2 separate regions of the Mus musculus genome follow, and region 2 is linked to region 1. A link is a loop called in an ENCODE intact Hi-C map of the cell type or tissue named here. Cell type or tissue: left cerebral cortex. All regions are shown on one strand. Links, peaks and the distances in the headings refer to the core of each region. The heading gives the core; the rest is flanking DNA. Region 1 holds the start of Gm17597 (predicted gene, 17597). Region 2 holds the start of Tob2 (transducer of ERBB2, 2).

Evidence for each region. Peaks named below come from ENCODE experiments on the same cell type or tissue, not always from the same donor. Only the 100,000 strongest peaks of a DNase experiment are listed, where the experiment ranks them.
Region 2: a loop joins it to region 1, with 6 times the contacts of the local background. A loop is called at or near these places in 9 of 42 quality-filtered maps.

The regions. Positions count from the first base shown.
Region 1 is chr15:81,799,679-81,807,053 of GRCm38, reverse strand. Gm17597 (predicted gene, 17597) reads left to right here and starts at 4,441. Exons shown (of 2, transcript NR_155271.1): 1 at 4,441-4,644; 2 at 5,353-6,263. It also overlaps a transcript of Tef not described here. In left cerebral cortex, for the core only: a CTCF peak has its summit at 4,266; DNase peaks (open chromatin) are centred at 3,340, 3,934, 4,459, 5,554 and 1 more place; H3K4me3 peaks cover 2,884 bases; H3K27ac peaks cover 3,766 bases.
Region 2 is chr15:81,855,320-81,862,694 of GRCm38, reverse strand. Tob2 (transducer of ERBB2, 2) reads left to right here and starts at 4,369. Exons shown (of 2, transcript NM_020507.3): 1 at 4,369-4,759. In left cerebral cortex, for the core only: a CTCF peak has its summit at 3,482; DNase peaks (open chromatin) are centred at 1,828, 2,624, 3,797 and 4,352; H3K4me3 peaks cover 3,028 bases; H3K27ac peaks cover 3,608 bases.

The DNA.
Region 1 (7,375 bases), core at 1,813-5,812:
ATCTTCCCCACTACAGGCGGCCTGATCAATGTTTGGCACCACCTGACAGCTTGGTTTCCCTAGCTGAAGTTCTGTTGGTGATACAGAAATAGGTGCAGGCTATAGGGCCCAACTACTGTCTCCCCTTGGAAAGGCCAGCTGGACTAATAATTGCTTTCTTTCCTCACTAGGTTGCCAATTCTAGTTAAGCAAGGACAGTGTTTCTCTCATCCACGCCTGAGCCACAAGCATAGCAAATGCTCACTAGGCTATAATGAGTAACTAGATGACCAAGAAATACCACATGGTTTCAGAGACCAGGGAATTCCGTGGATAGGCATGAGCCTGGAAGCAGAAGCTGGGTGACATCATTGACAAATATGTGGCTCTCCCATTCTGGATCATCAGTGTTTCTCATTGTAGAATGGAAAACCATCCCTTGCAATGATGCTGCACACGGTGATGTAGGGATAGTTGGCTGAGAGATTCAGGTCATTCCTTTAAGAGCCTTACTTGGGATCTGGCCACATACAAAGCCACCTGGAAGGGATGCCTCTTGACACTGTCATCAGTGTCTGGCACTTGATGAAGATGAATTTTTCATGTTTCTAATGGGGGTAGGGTGTGACAGAGAACAAAGTCCTGGCCTAAGGTAGAAGGAAAGGAAAGGGACCATTCCACCTATCTGCCGAGGCAGCCAAGCTCTCTGAGTTCATCTTTCACTGAAAGAATGGAGGAGATACACCATTTAGCAGGCTGGAATGAGGAGTAAATTATGCAGTATATCCAGTTCGTAGAAGGTCCTGTGTCATTTCCTTCTCCCTCAGCAAGCGCCATGCTTTCTCTGGTTTCTCAGCCTGTGTGTGTCCTCATACAGGCCTTATAAGACCAAGTTTGGGTCAGCCCAGGCTGCATGGAGTCCACCCTCTGCCTCTACTTCAGTTTACCAAGAGGACTGGAGTGAGCCCCTTCCCCTCTCCCCTTTTGTTGTAGCCCAGAAAATAACTGTAAGATTCTGCCTATTGTACTATAGCAGAGTTGTTTGGTTTGGTGCAGGGTTGATGGAATCATGCCCCAGGAGTCTCACCACGCACTTCCAAGGAAACAGTCTCATAACAGCCAGTTCTTAAACATAAGGAAATGAGAGTCAAGTTGCCAATGTAAGCAGGAAGGAAACAAGGGTCAGATTATAGGTAGAAAGAGCGGAAACCAAGCCATGCTGTTCTTGGCCTTTGACAGAGAGCCGCATGATATGTCACGGTTGAAAACATTTCATGTGGGACAGCTCATTTAGTCCTGGCAAGGAGCCAGCCGCATAGGCATTCCTCATCCTCCTTAAAAAGACTAGACTGCTCATTGGGCGGCAGAATCAAAGATCACCTCCTGACCCTGATGTTAAGGCTTTGCTTCTTATGGCCTTGTCCAGAAGTGCCCCTTCTTGCCAAGTTTGACTCTAGAGCATGTCAGGATCCTGTAAGTGGAGGCCTGGATAAGTGGAGAAGACAGAAAGGTAGATGGGGTGCCACTGAGCACAGTCAAGGCCCTGTGGATGAGAGAAGTAGACGTTAAGATCTTTCAAGAAGCTGAAGAAGAACAAAGCAGGAGATGGGGTGAATACTGAAAGCGAATCTTTGGGGAAAGTGCAAGAGCAGAGACAGGAAGCCTGAGTTTTATAGGCTCAGAGTCGGAGGTGAGAAACTGAGTCAGAGATTGCAAATGGTATAGGGAAGCTGGTTGAATTATGGTTCAGAGTAAGGGCCACCAGAAAAACAAGGGAGTCTCAAGTCTGGTCAGTACTGATCAGGAATCTACTTGGGGACCAGAGAGAGGCAGAAGTCTGTGTAGGCTGCAGCAGGCCCTGGAGCTGCCAGAGGAGCTCCACATGGATCCTGGGAAGTGTCTTTGAACTAGAAAACAGCACACATCAGTGGGAGAACATTCTTGAGGGCACACCTGGAATTTCTCACACTCTGCATTGCTCTCTTCTGAAATTCTTTCCTGCTGGAACTTAGCTACACCCAGCATGTGACTTGGCTGTGCTGCTGAGTATCTGGGCTGGGAGAAGAAAAGGGAAAGTAAGGATCCTGCAGAATCTTCCAGGAGAAGCCACCTCTTACATGGAGACGAACGGCAGAGCGGTGGGAAATGGGCAGAAAAACAAACAAACAAGCAAAAAACCACAACAGGAACTTGACAGAGAACTGCTGAGTCTTCTAGCTCAGTGTGGTGGGTGTGCACTTGCTTAGCAGACATTTAAGTGCTTTGGAAGGTCTGGGAGCTTTGGGGAGTAATGACTGTAGGTAGGGAGTAGTAATATGAGTGGAGGCTTTGTGACATAGTTGGCTCCTCCACCACTTTCCCCTCAAATTTTTTCCAAGTTAGCCACAGCTGCTGTCAGTCTTGTGGGATGGCTTGTTCTGATTTTCAATGAAGTGCCACATGGAGTGACAGGCTGTCCAAGACTCAGGCCTAAGACCCAGCTATACTGGGCTAACTAATCCTCAGGCAGAGGATTACTCAGTGTTGGCAAAGCTCTGCCTGAAACCTTGGGCAACTCCCCTAAGTGCTGGACCCTAAGTGCTGCCCTCCTATGAGGGATGGGGAATTTTAGCTTTCACAGGGCTCTGTACACCATCTAGGAGCCAGTGACCAATAGTTGCTATCACATTTCAAAGCATTGTTAGTCTCATGTACAGAGCAGTGCTCCGAGTCAACCCCTTTGCATCTGGAGCTGACCATGTCTGTGATGCAGCAAGCATCTTGGGACAGCTGGGTGGGGTCATGAGGATGCTGCATCATCTTCCCTAGTACCTGCAGGACTGGAACACCTCTACTTTACATTATGGAGACTCTGCCACCCAGAGATGGCAGAAAGGTCTCTGTGGCCTGCTTGTGGGTATGGACCCTAGCTGAGGTTCATCTATTTGTCAGGGGTCTTTCCCAGGGATGTAGATGTGGGCTTCTCCTGCTGAGCAGCTGACTTCCTTTGTGCTATCAGACACAGGAACACCAGGAGGGCATGTAAATGCCTCAGTATTAGAAGCCCCAGACTGTGGTCTAAAGGGACTGGGTCCAGAGATCCATAAAAGGCCTTGGAGGACTCTGCCATGAGCTTTGGGGAAACCCACTATCTCAGAGGACATTTCCCAGGATCAAAGCCTGCTGTCCTGCCTCCCCAGATCTAACAAAATTAAGCCCATTCCTGGCTCTAGAGGCTGAAAGGAATGCAGAGGCTGTCCTTTTGGCTCTTAAGTTTGGAGAGACTTGCAGGAAGAAGTCTGGTGGGGAGGTGCGGTTCGGGGGTGGGTTTGGGGCACCGTGATGATGAGATATATCAGATGCCAGAACAGAATGAGGCAGATGCCTGAAAGAGGCCCCAAAAGAGCACCCTGACCTCCTATCACTCCTGACAGCACAGACAGGTGGTCTCCTCTAAAAGCAATGTGGTGGGACTGGTGCACAGGGCTCTAGATAGCAAATCTTGTGCTTAGCATTCAAAAGGCCTGGGTTAGATCCCCAGTACAGCAGGAAAGTTTTGATAAAGGTAGTAAGAACTGGTTGAGCCAGAGAGATTTGGCGACATAAATATCAGGAGAGAGTACCCTCCATTAATTCCTCAACTCCCCATAGCACTTAACTTTTCCAGGAAAGACTTGTAAGGTATCTGGTACTGGCTCCCCAAGCCACCCCCTCCACACCCTCCGTCACCCACTCTGCTCTTCTGCTTGTCCCTAGCCCCAGGGTTGCCTGTGGTATCCTAGGAACGTGGGGCTTGTGGTCCTGTTACATAACCAGCTTCTATCCCATCCATGAGTTCAGCCCTCCAGCAGCGAGCAAATGGTGAGCAGAAATCCTCCTCTCCTCAAATCCACGGGCCCTGCCACTCCTCTGCTCACCCCCAACGTGCAGAGGGAGGGAGCTTAAGAAGCAATCAGCTTCCAGTTGGACTCCTTCAGGCACTGTAGTCCATCCTTGCCCCACGTGAGCACAGCACCTGTCAGTAGCTGCACGCTGGCCCTGGCACCAAAAGCCAGCAGGCACCGGGGCAGCCCAAGAGTTGGTGTGGCACCCACATACATCCTGGGGTCCTTCTCTGCATTGCAGCCCTTCCTGCCCATCTCGCTACTGTCCCTGTGCCTGCTTCCACCCCCTAGGCACCTTGCCAGTATAGACCACTTGTGTTCCTACCTGCCTTCTTCTCTGACCAAGGCAAAGAATGCTCCAGCAGGGACTTGAGGACCTCAGGCATGTCCATGGCAGGGGCCACTCCAATCTGGCTGCAGCTCGACATGGCCCAGCAGGAGGTGCTTGCTCCGGAGTTTAGAAGCAGCTGGAGAGGCAGGGGCTGCTGGAGAGCCACAGGCTAGGGAGGCAGGCGGGGTGTGAGCCTGAGGCAGCCAATGGGCAGCCCCAGCCCAGCCCGCCTGTCCACCCCCAGCTCGGCCACCTGCCAGCTACGGCAGCAGCCAGGCCTTCCCTTCTCGCTGCTTGGCAGGGCGGACCTGGCCTTGTGCCAGCTGCAGCACGTGGAGCCACAGCACCAATCCTCTGACAGAGAACCCGGCCTGTTATCTAACTTTGCAAAGGGAAGTTCTCCCCCAGTCTGGGAACCATAACCAGGGCTGCCAGATGAGAACGGTGAGAAGAGCTCCACGCCCACAGCAAGTGAGCACAGGCACATGCAGGGAACTGGGGGGGGGGGGGGGGGGCTGGAGGCCCAGGCTCAGTGGAGAGCAGGGCACATGGTGCAAATCAACCTGGGCTGGAATCAAGAGGGAGCCGGAAGAAAGGATGATAAGAGTAGACCAGCATCCCAGGCATCTGAGCCCAAAAGATGATGTAATAGCACCATGCATTCGGTTCATGTGGGAGCGTGTGAGTCCCAAGGGGTTGGGTATGTTTGAATGTATATGTGCCGTGTGCATGAGCCTCACAAGGTGTGTAAGCGTACATGTGGGGTGCATAGCTGGGGCGTCATACTATCTGTCCAACTTGAAGCCTGTTCTTCAAGTCTCTGGTCTCTCAGAAAGGGAAGAAGAGGAAAATAGGTCCCTAGGATGGTCGTTAAGGTGGGCACTACTGAAGCCGGGCGCGGTGGCACATGCCTTTAATCCCAGCACTTGGGAGGCAGAGGCAGGCAGATTTCTGAGTTCGAGGTCAGCCTAGTCTACAGAGTGAGTTCCAGGACAGCCAGGACTACACAGAGAAACCCTGTCTGGGAAAAAAAAAAAAAAGGTGGGCACTACTGAAAAAGGACAGCCCTGCCAACTTGATTCAGGCCTGGCCTAAGTGACAAACCTTGCTTTGCCCATCACTGAGGTTTAAGTGGCAGTGGCCACCTGCTATAAACTCTTCCTTTCCTTTTTCCCACAGGTGCACTGTGATTCCCCAGGACATTGACTGTGGATGGGTGAAGTCACACACTTGCATGTCCTCAGCCTTCCAAGAGTGGAGCCAGAGAGGTCAGACTTAGGCAGAGATGTCAGGCTGCAGAATCTAGAACAAGCCAGCAATTGATTCTGAGGCTCAACTTCAAAACTGAACACAGTAAGCTCCCTCAGGCCTCCTTCTGCAGCTCAGACACCCTGGGGCAAATGATAAGCTCTTGGTTTTCTGTCCTGTGCCTGATCTCACAGATCCATGGCTGTTTTCCCAAATCACATCTTACACAGAGCTGAAAAGGTTCCCCAACGTCTGCTGCCCCAAGTCTTTTCCTCCTGAGTGATCCTCCTCAGATTAATGAAATTCCATATTATATATTACATAATCCACAGCGCCAGAACTCACTCTGGAATCAGGCAGGCACTGAACTTGTGTTCTTTCTGTCTTGGCCTCTCAAATGCAGCCATTTGAGGTTTGTCGGACCAGGCTGGGCCAGGCTTCCTTTTTTTCCCCTCCCAGTACAAGAAAAGGGCCTTGTGCACGTTGGGCAAGTATCTCTTGTTGTTGCTGTCATTTTTAAAGACTATAATAGCTATGGATATGTGTGTGTATACATATATTACACATACACACAAACACATATATGTATATATTTTAATTGTGTCTAGAGAGTTGGCTCAGCAGTTAAGAGTACTTCTTGTTCTTGCAGAAGACCCAGGTTTGGCTCCCAGTAGCTACATGGTAGGAACCTACCTGGGTAGCTCACAACCACCCTCACTACACTTCTAGGTGATCCAACTCTCTTTCATGGTCCCTGCAGGCACCAGGCACACACATAGTACACATACACACATGCAGGCAAACACTCATATACATGAAAATAAAACCTATTTTTAATTATTATCTTCATGTATTTATTTTGTGTGTGTGTGTGTGTGTGTATAGGTGCACACTCCATGGTATGTGTGTATAAGTCAGAGGACAGTTGTTAAGTTGGCTCTCTCTTTCTACCTTGCTGAGTCCCTTGTGTAAAGCTTGGCAGCAAGTGCCTTTACCCCACGCCAGATCACCAGCCAGAGCCTTGAACTTTGATCCTCCTTATGTGGCTTCCTGAGTGATGAGATTATAGGTGTGCAGCACCATGCCTGGCTGCTTCTAATTCTAGCCTTTGTACATGTATTTGTGTGTTTATTTGTGTGTGGGGCACTCACATGCCACGGTGCACATGTGGAGGTGAGAAGGCAACTCATGAGAGTTGGTCGTTTCCTTCTACTGTGACTTTCCATCCCAGGGATTAAACTGAGGTTGTCTGGTGAGCTGTAAATGCCTTAACCTGCTGAGCCCTCATGTCTACTCTACTTTTAATTTATGTATAGAAACCTCAGTGCATGGATCAAAGCTCAGAACCTTGGGAAAGCTATACTTTAAAATTAGTTTCTTCATTTTCGTTATATGAATGTGTGATGTGGTAGCAGAGGCCAGAAGTGTGTTGGGTTCACTGGCATTGGAGTTACAAGTAGCTGTGAGCTGCCCCATGTAGGTGCTGAGAATTGAACTTGGGTCCTCTACAAGAGCAGAGTGATAGAGTTCTCTGGAGGAACAGAACTGATAGAACAATATATATATGGGACTTATTCGAATGGCTTACAGGCTGGGATCTGGGTAGCTTAGCAATCAGTGGCCGTCTCATGACCAGAAAGTCAAGGATCTGGTGTTCTGTCCTGAGAGACTGGATGTGCCAACAGTTTCAGTTTGATGCTGGAGTCCTGAAGGATTCCTAAAGACCTGCTGGTCTTCAGTCTACATTGGAATCCAGAAGAAGTAGGCTCTAATACAATTGAAGGAATGCCTCAGCAACAGAATAGGTGAACTTATCAGCACAAACAAGGGTAAGCAGGCAAAAAGCTACCAGAAGGTGTGGCCCAGATTCAGGGTGAGTCTTCCCACTTCAAATGATCCAGTCAGTAAAGTCTCTCACAGGGGTGTCGATCAGCTTGCATTTGATTCCAGATGT
Region 2 (7,375 bases), core at 1,167-5,166, 56 kb before region 1:
ATAATCCAGACATTTTGGTCTCTTCCCCCTTCCCCTTCTCTTTTCTCTCCCACTCTCTGCATATTCTCTCTATTTGTGTGTGCACACTCTTTCTCTGTCTTCCCTCTCCCCTCTAGCTCCTCCCCAAGGCCACTTCCCTGGCCTTTTTCCTTGGCATTAATGAACCTTCCTCCTGAGAGCTGCTTCCCACTAAACCTGCCTTTATATATATACTCTAATCTGGCTTGAATTGGTTCATTTCGAGGGCAGAGAAATAACTTATCAATCACATGTGGACCTTGACAAGTGAGCAAAGAAATGTTCACACAATTTTTTGTAATAAAAAATGTATACAAATATACTCCTATGTATGCATACACTGGAAGACATATATCAATTTACAGCTATAGTAAAATGTACCAACATAGATCAGAAACTTTATCCACGAGATAAATGATCAGATGTTGACCTTGGCCTTCCAATCGCAAGTTTTTCTCAATCTGGGTCCCTGTGGGTGGGGGGTGTTCACACATCCACAGACTATAGTCTGACATATTTGAGCTGTTTAGGGGGACAGGGTTTTGCCATGAGCCAAAGAAATTATGGAACTCGCTCTGAGGCCAGTCTGACTGCATCTTGTGATCCTGTCTTCACATTTTGAGTGCTTTGACAACAGAAGTGGGCTCCTATTGTCACATGCCGGGTAGCAAAAGCTACACACAACACCCCCACTTAGCAACTTGTAAATTAAGAAAATTGCCAGGGAGTCAAACTGAACTGGCTAAACTTCAGACAATGTATTTTGACCTGTAGCTTTTTAATAGTAGCTTCAGGCTAAGATATAAACGTGAACGATTCTTGGCCTAGAAGTAATTTTCCTGGCCCCTCAAAAAAAATTATTTCCAACACCCAGATACTTGATTCCTTATTAACCCAATCCCCAAGTGGCCACCCAAAGAGCTAAAAATATTTGTTTCTTTGAATACTGCCTTTTGGTGTCTTAAGAAAAAAAATGAGCCAGGTGGTGGTGGTGCACGCCTTTAATCCCAGCACTTGGGAGGCAGAGGCAGGTGGATTTCTGAGTTGGAGGCCAGCCTGGTCTACAAAGTGAATTCCAGACAACCAGGGCTATAAAGAGAAACCCTGTCTCAAAAAAAAAAAAAAGAAGAAGAAGGAGGAGGAGGAGGAGGAGGAGGAGGAAAGAAAAAACAAAAAACAAAACAAAACAAAAAAAATGGTTTGGGGGCTGGAGAGATGGCTCAGTGGTTAAGGGTGTTTGTTACTCTTGCAAAGGACCTGGATTTGATTCCCAGCACCCACATAATGGCTCCCAACCATCATAATCCCATTCCAAGGGGTCCAACAGGCACACATGGTGCATATATATGCGTTTAACCAAACATTCATATGCATAAATAAAGTAATAGAAATTGAAAAACAAAAGAAAGTTTTGTTCTCTTTTTTACCAGGATGGACTTAGAGTCTCTTTCCCACACTCAGATTTTGTCACTGACTGTCCTTTCTTCTGCTATCGGTGGCAGAAGATGGGAAGAATCCAACCACGATACTATTGGGTAACTTTGAAGAAACAATCTAACATTTTCACCTCAGTTTGTGTGTATGAAGTTGTGACTCGCCTCAGGTTAATTGAGCCAATCATGAGCAGCTCTGCTTGTCCCTAGCGCCAAAATATCTGGCAGGACTTGCTTTGCTCTGAGAGGGGAAGTTGTTCCCACCCTGCAGTCGCCAGGGCTGGCCTCTGTGAAAGCCTGGTGAAAGCCCGGTGCCAACCTTTCACAAGACGTGTTTACTCAAATAGGAGGGGACTCTGGAATGCTGGAGTAGTAATTCAGTCTACAATTAAGCCCTGGCAAGATGAAATTACACATTGGGGAAGAGAAGAAGATTCCTCCTTACCACATAACTTGAGGCAGCAGTAATTAAGGATGATCGCCTCGCTCTATTTTATCCTTTCCTATTTATAGGCTCAACCTTTCCTCAAAACTCCCATTTACTAAGGAGACAGGATTTTTTTCAGGTTTTTTGTTGTGTGTAAACCTGCCCAAGGCTGATTCAAATAAAAGCACGAATACACAGAGACTCAAGGTCTTCCACTTGTATCTGCATTTTCTTTTTTAAAATCTGTATAAGCATTTCCTTGAGATACTCTTTGTTCCAGCTCATCCTAACCTTTTTCATCATTCTGTCTTGGAATATTTCTCATTGGGAAATGCTCACCAACTAGTGTTTATAGGCTGCAATTTGGCTAATTTTTCATGATGAAAAATATAAACTGTTTTGCAAATTCAGGTATTTTTTCAGAGAGGGAGACTGACCTATTTGAAGCAGGATTCACACACAATATTGATTAATCACAAGATTTCCATGTTTTTAGAAATGAATAATCGTGTTTGTCAACGTAAGAATATTTGTTGCATTAAATCGAAAACACACAGTGGGTGGCAGAACCGGGATATAAACCCACCTATTTCTATGGCCGCCTCTAATGATAGACTACAAATACCAGCTTCCCTTGCGATACCAAAGGGTACAAACGTTTGCTTACCAGAAGCTGTATCTAAAACCCAATCAGACGTCTCTCTCTGCTTGACGGCCAATGGGAGGGCTGTTGCTAACATATCTGTTTTATTTTTAGCTTTCATCCTTGTGGGCGGTCTCATGGCATTAGATGGAACACTGGGGGTGGGGGGGTGGGGGCAGGGCTGCTAAAAGGGAAGGGTGAAGTGAAGAGGGGCATGTATGACGCTTGCTGACGCACAAGTAGTCCCAGGAGAAGCCCCCGGGCTGTCCAGCTCGGATTGTGGGGGATGGGACACACGCGCTTAGGTTTCCTCCTGCCATCCTGGCACCGCGGAGTTTGCCCTCCCGCCCGGCATTTCTCTCCTCCTGTCTAGGAAAGCGTATTTAAATCTCTATACCTCCGTTGATCTCTGCTCTTGCCTACGTGATCAAGGAAAATAAAACGCACACAGTTCGTAACTGGAAACTTTCCGATCTCACCGCCCCACGTGGGTTCGGAGACTGCCGTTGCACCGGAACCTTCAGGAACGTGAATAAAGAATAGGGGTTGGCCAGGCGTGGTGGTGCACGCCTTTAATCCCAGCACTCGGGAGACAGAGGCAGGCTGATTTCTGAGTTCGAGGCCAGCCTGGTCTACAAAGTGAGTTCCACGACAGTCAGAGCTATACAGAGAAACCCTGTCTCGAACCCCCCCCCCCAAGAAAAAAAAAAAAGAAGAAGAGGAGGGGTTGTTGAATTGGAAAATAGGCGAACTAAGGCGGGGGCTAGGGGAACTGTACACAAGGCCAGCGGTCCTCCAGCCTAGTCTGATAGTCCAGTTCTCCTAGGGTTTCAACCCGCCACAGATCCTAGACCCCCTCATCGCTGAGCCTGCACTGTCACAAAGCCACAGAGTAGAAAAAGCGTGACCAAAATCCGGGCCCGGGTGCGCCTCGCTTCGCCGCCGCCGGGTGCTGTCGGGCTTAATGAACACCCTGCTCACCTTGCCAGGGCTGGCGCTTCTTCTGCGACTATTGCTAGAAGGAGCGCGGCTCTCATGCTCTCCTGTGCGTGGGTAACCTGCTCCAGAGAGCTCGAGGACCTCAGCAGAGGGGCGGCGGTCGCGCGTGGCCAGCCCTATTATGGTGTTTGGGACCCAACTTTCCGGGCTGGGAGTGCATGACTAACCGGTGCTCCGCTCTTTTTTCTAACCCTCGATCTTCTTGCACCCTTCCCTTCCCTTCGATCTTCCACGTCCCCACCAGGAGGGCGACACTGGTAAACTCAGGTTAGCCTACACTCAGATCCAGAACCTTCCTGGAGGTGGCATCGTGCCACTGTCTCCCCAAATTCAGAATGAACAAATCGGAACCGGGGAGTTCAAGTCACGGGGACCGTCAGAACTGAAGAGTCATGCCGTCTAGGTCTTAGGGAACTTTGAGAGCTGGGGCTAGGGTTTGGAGTTCTCAGGGCCCCGGTGATGCCAGCAACAGCCACTGTGTCCCAGGCTACTTCCTAATGGCCTGTTGTGTTCCAGGTCTGTCCCTACCCTCCCCGGGGTTGGTCTACACCGGTTTAAAAAAAAAAGAAAAAAACGTACATGGCGAGCTCAGACTGCTTTGGAGTCTTAAGAGAAGAAATCCGGCGCTAAGGCGCTCAGAAGGATTCCGAGGGTGAGCAGCCCCGCTGAGGACGTGGCAGGGAGGGGTCTAGAGGAGACAAGGTGAGAAGATCGCTATTACACTTCCCGCAGAACCTGGAATCCCAACCTACGACTGGGCTGCGAGGGGTTAAAGATGCCAAGGGAGGAAAAGTAGTCCCGGCCCCGCCCCGGCTGGGCGGAGGGACGCATCACGCAGGGGTGGGGAAAGCAGATTCATGCGCAGGGTTGCTGAGGGTGAAACTTTTCATTGACTTTGCTCACTTCGGGCCCAGGCGCGGGAAGGTGCAGGTCGTTGAGACTGAGTGTCGTGGGAACCGAGAGGCCAGAAGGACAGGACCTGCCAGACGAGTACATCCAGGGCTGGCCTCCATCCACCGCGTGACGGGTGCCATCCTCGGGTCCGCCATCCCCGCGCCGTCGCCGCCGAGCTCGACCTCCAAAAACAGCGGAAAGAATCACATGAGCTCGGTCCTCGTCCCTCTCTACCCTCAAACGACGTAAAAGGACACCGTGGCCCTCAGCCTCGCGGTGCCCGGGAAGCTGGGAGAGAGACCTCCGTCCCGCGGCCTGCAGAGCGGACCCTTCGTGGAGACCCGAGTGAGTGCGCGGGCTTGCGGGCGGGGGACGCCCACACTGGTCCACTCCCCTGCTGCCCCTCTCCGGATCCGCCCCTGTTTCGCTCTCCATCACTCTCTTTGATCCTGGGGTACCTAGTTTCGAGTGCGGCCCTCTCCTAAGCGGAGAGCGTTTCCTCCTTGACCTCCTTCCCCATTTATTCACGCCTCACTCGTTATGTTTTCCTTGCCCCCCCCCCCCAGAAACCAAACTCTGGCCAGAGTTAAATAAATTATGGGAAGGGAGGGGATTCTATCTTTATTTTTCGGCTGCTTTTCACGTGTGCGGGGTGGTGATTATTAACACAGTCTGTTTCTGTCCCTTTGGAACCTGTGAGATGGGAAATTTGGACATCCCCTTCTTGGTGACAGGGCCGGTTAGTGGAGAGTGCCCTTGGGTTGCCGAGCAAGAACTCATTGCAGGTTGAGCTCTTTATATACTTGTGTAGGCGGAAAAAAAAGTACCCAAAGAGCCTGTCGGATAGTGTATTAATTGTGTCTGATCTCTTCTATTCCTAAACTTCCCCTTCTGTCTGAGGGGGATGTACTCCGCCCTTGACCAAAAATCTAAGGAGGGAAAAGGGAAAAGCCATCCCCTCCCCTGGGAGCAACCAGAACTTCACACAGCAGGCTTTGGGATCAGCAGACAGGGTTTCCGGTGCCAGTTCGGTGTCTAACCTACCCCCCCCCCCCCCATCCACCCTAACCTATCCACCCTGGCCTGGGAGTGGGTTTGGTTTCTCTTTGATTTCTTAACAACAATAAAAATCCTGTTGCTTGCCTGAGCGCCTACCCCCAATGCCTCACTTAAGCACTGGGGAAAACAGCTGGTGTGGGAGGCAGGATTAGGGAGGTTTAACACCCTGCCGGGGAGGGTTGCTGAGGATCTGGTAAGTCTGGTCCTAGGGTAGGCCTTGTAATGGGGAGGAGACTCAGACTTTCTGAATATTGGATGATGCCCGGGTTTCAGATGTACGGATTTTGCTTGCCTGCCTGGGAACCTTTCCCCATTTCCTTTACCTGGGTCTGGTTTCTCAGATTTGTATTAAAAGTGGGGTAAGGCTTGGGCACTACCGGCTTCGGGCTTTATTGTCGACCGGGTGCCTCCTCACAGCTCTACTAGGAATTTCTTTGGCTTGGCCAACAAGACTGGAGAATCGGATCTAATGCTTGCCATTCCCTTCCTGGCTGTGGAGGTGCTGGAGCAGAGCCTACTGAGTATTAGGTGAAAAGGGCTCGTTTCTTCTTGAATACACTGCTCCTACATCTACCACAGACAGCGACACTCCTTTGAGATCCAGAGGCTGGGGCCGGAGCGGTGGCTCTATCCATTCCAGCCCACCTGGTTCATCTAGGAAAAACCCCTTAGTTGCAGAGCCCTGATTCAGTAAGCTTAGGAGGTCATGAAAGAAAAGGGGAGTTATTGGAGTCTAGCCTGAACAAGGACGTGGGGAGAAAGGATACCCGGTGAGAGGCCTTATGGGCAGATTTATGCCAAACGTCTCTGGTGATGGGGGGGGGGGGGCACCCACTCGCTGCAGTGCGCATGTGCATCGGAAACTTTTCCTGGGCTTCGGACCCTTGGCCAGGACCTAGAGCGGGGCATGCGCGGTCTATCTGGCTGGGCCCTCGCGTAGTACACAGGGAAGTGTAGTGTGCTCGAAAAGTAGGTCACGAGTTTCTAGCCTCGCCAGGAGGCCAGAGGACTACGTCTCCCAGAGTGCTGAGCGGTACCGCCTTGAGTGAGGCGAGCCTGGGGCCCCTGAGATCCCTGAAGGGACCTGCCTTGGACTGTGATATGGGGTGTAAGCCCGATGCGCTCATCACTGCAAATATCCTGGAAGGGCTGCAATCTATATTGCCCGCTGGGCCGCTGCCTCCAGGATAAAAGCTAAGGACTAATCCCTGGGAAGCAAGCTGAGCCTTGCTGTCGCTGTCCACTGTGGCTGTACTTCTTGACCATGTTAAAATGCCCCCACCTACCCACATTTACCTGAAGCATGGAGATGATTGATTCTAGGATGTTGGGAATTTGAGATACCTGAATTTTTTATATGGGAGGTATAGATTCCTTTTCCTCGCCCTTTCTACAACATTGCTTCTCTCTCGCTTTCTTCCTTCCTTCCTTCCTTCCTTCCTTCCTTCCTTCCTTTCTTTCTTTGGTTATCTTTCTAGTGTTTTGTTGAAAAAAAAAAAAAAAAAAGATCCGAGTCCACTGCAGCTGCTTAACAGATCTGTTTGTTCTTTTTTGGAAGGGTAGTTATTTCTAAGCTTTCCAATCTTAACGTACTTCCATAAATATTTTATATATAAGGACTATAATTTGCCCATCACTTTCTAAAAAAACAAACTCGGCCAAATGGTTGCGCCTATCTTTAGCTGAAGACAGGACAGTAGCAGCACTTTAATCCTCTGCTCTGTAAGCTTCTCGAAGTCAAAATTAGAGTCTGAGCTGATGGAGCAGGGGATCTCATTCTACTCGCCTGGCCTTTTTGTAAGGCTCCACACTGTCCATCTGGCCTGACATGTCCTCCAGTTAGAGAGGGGAAGGAGGCGCTTTGAGTCCTTGTCTGTGCAGAACACCTCTGAGGTATAAGTG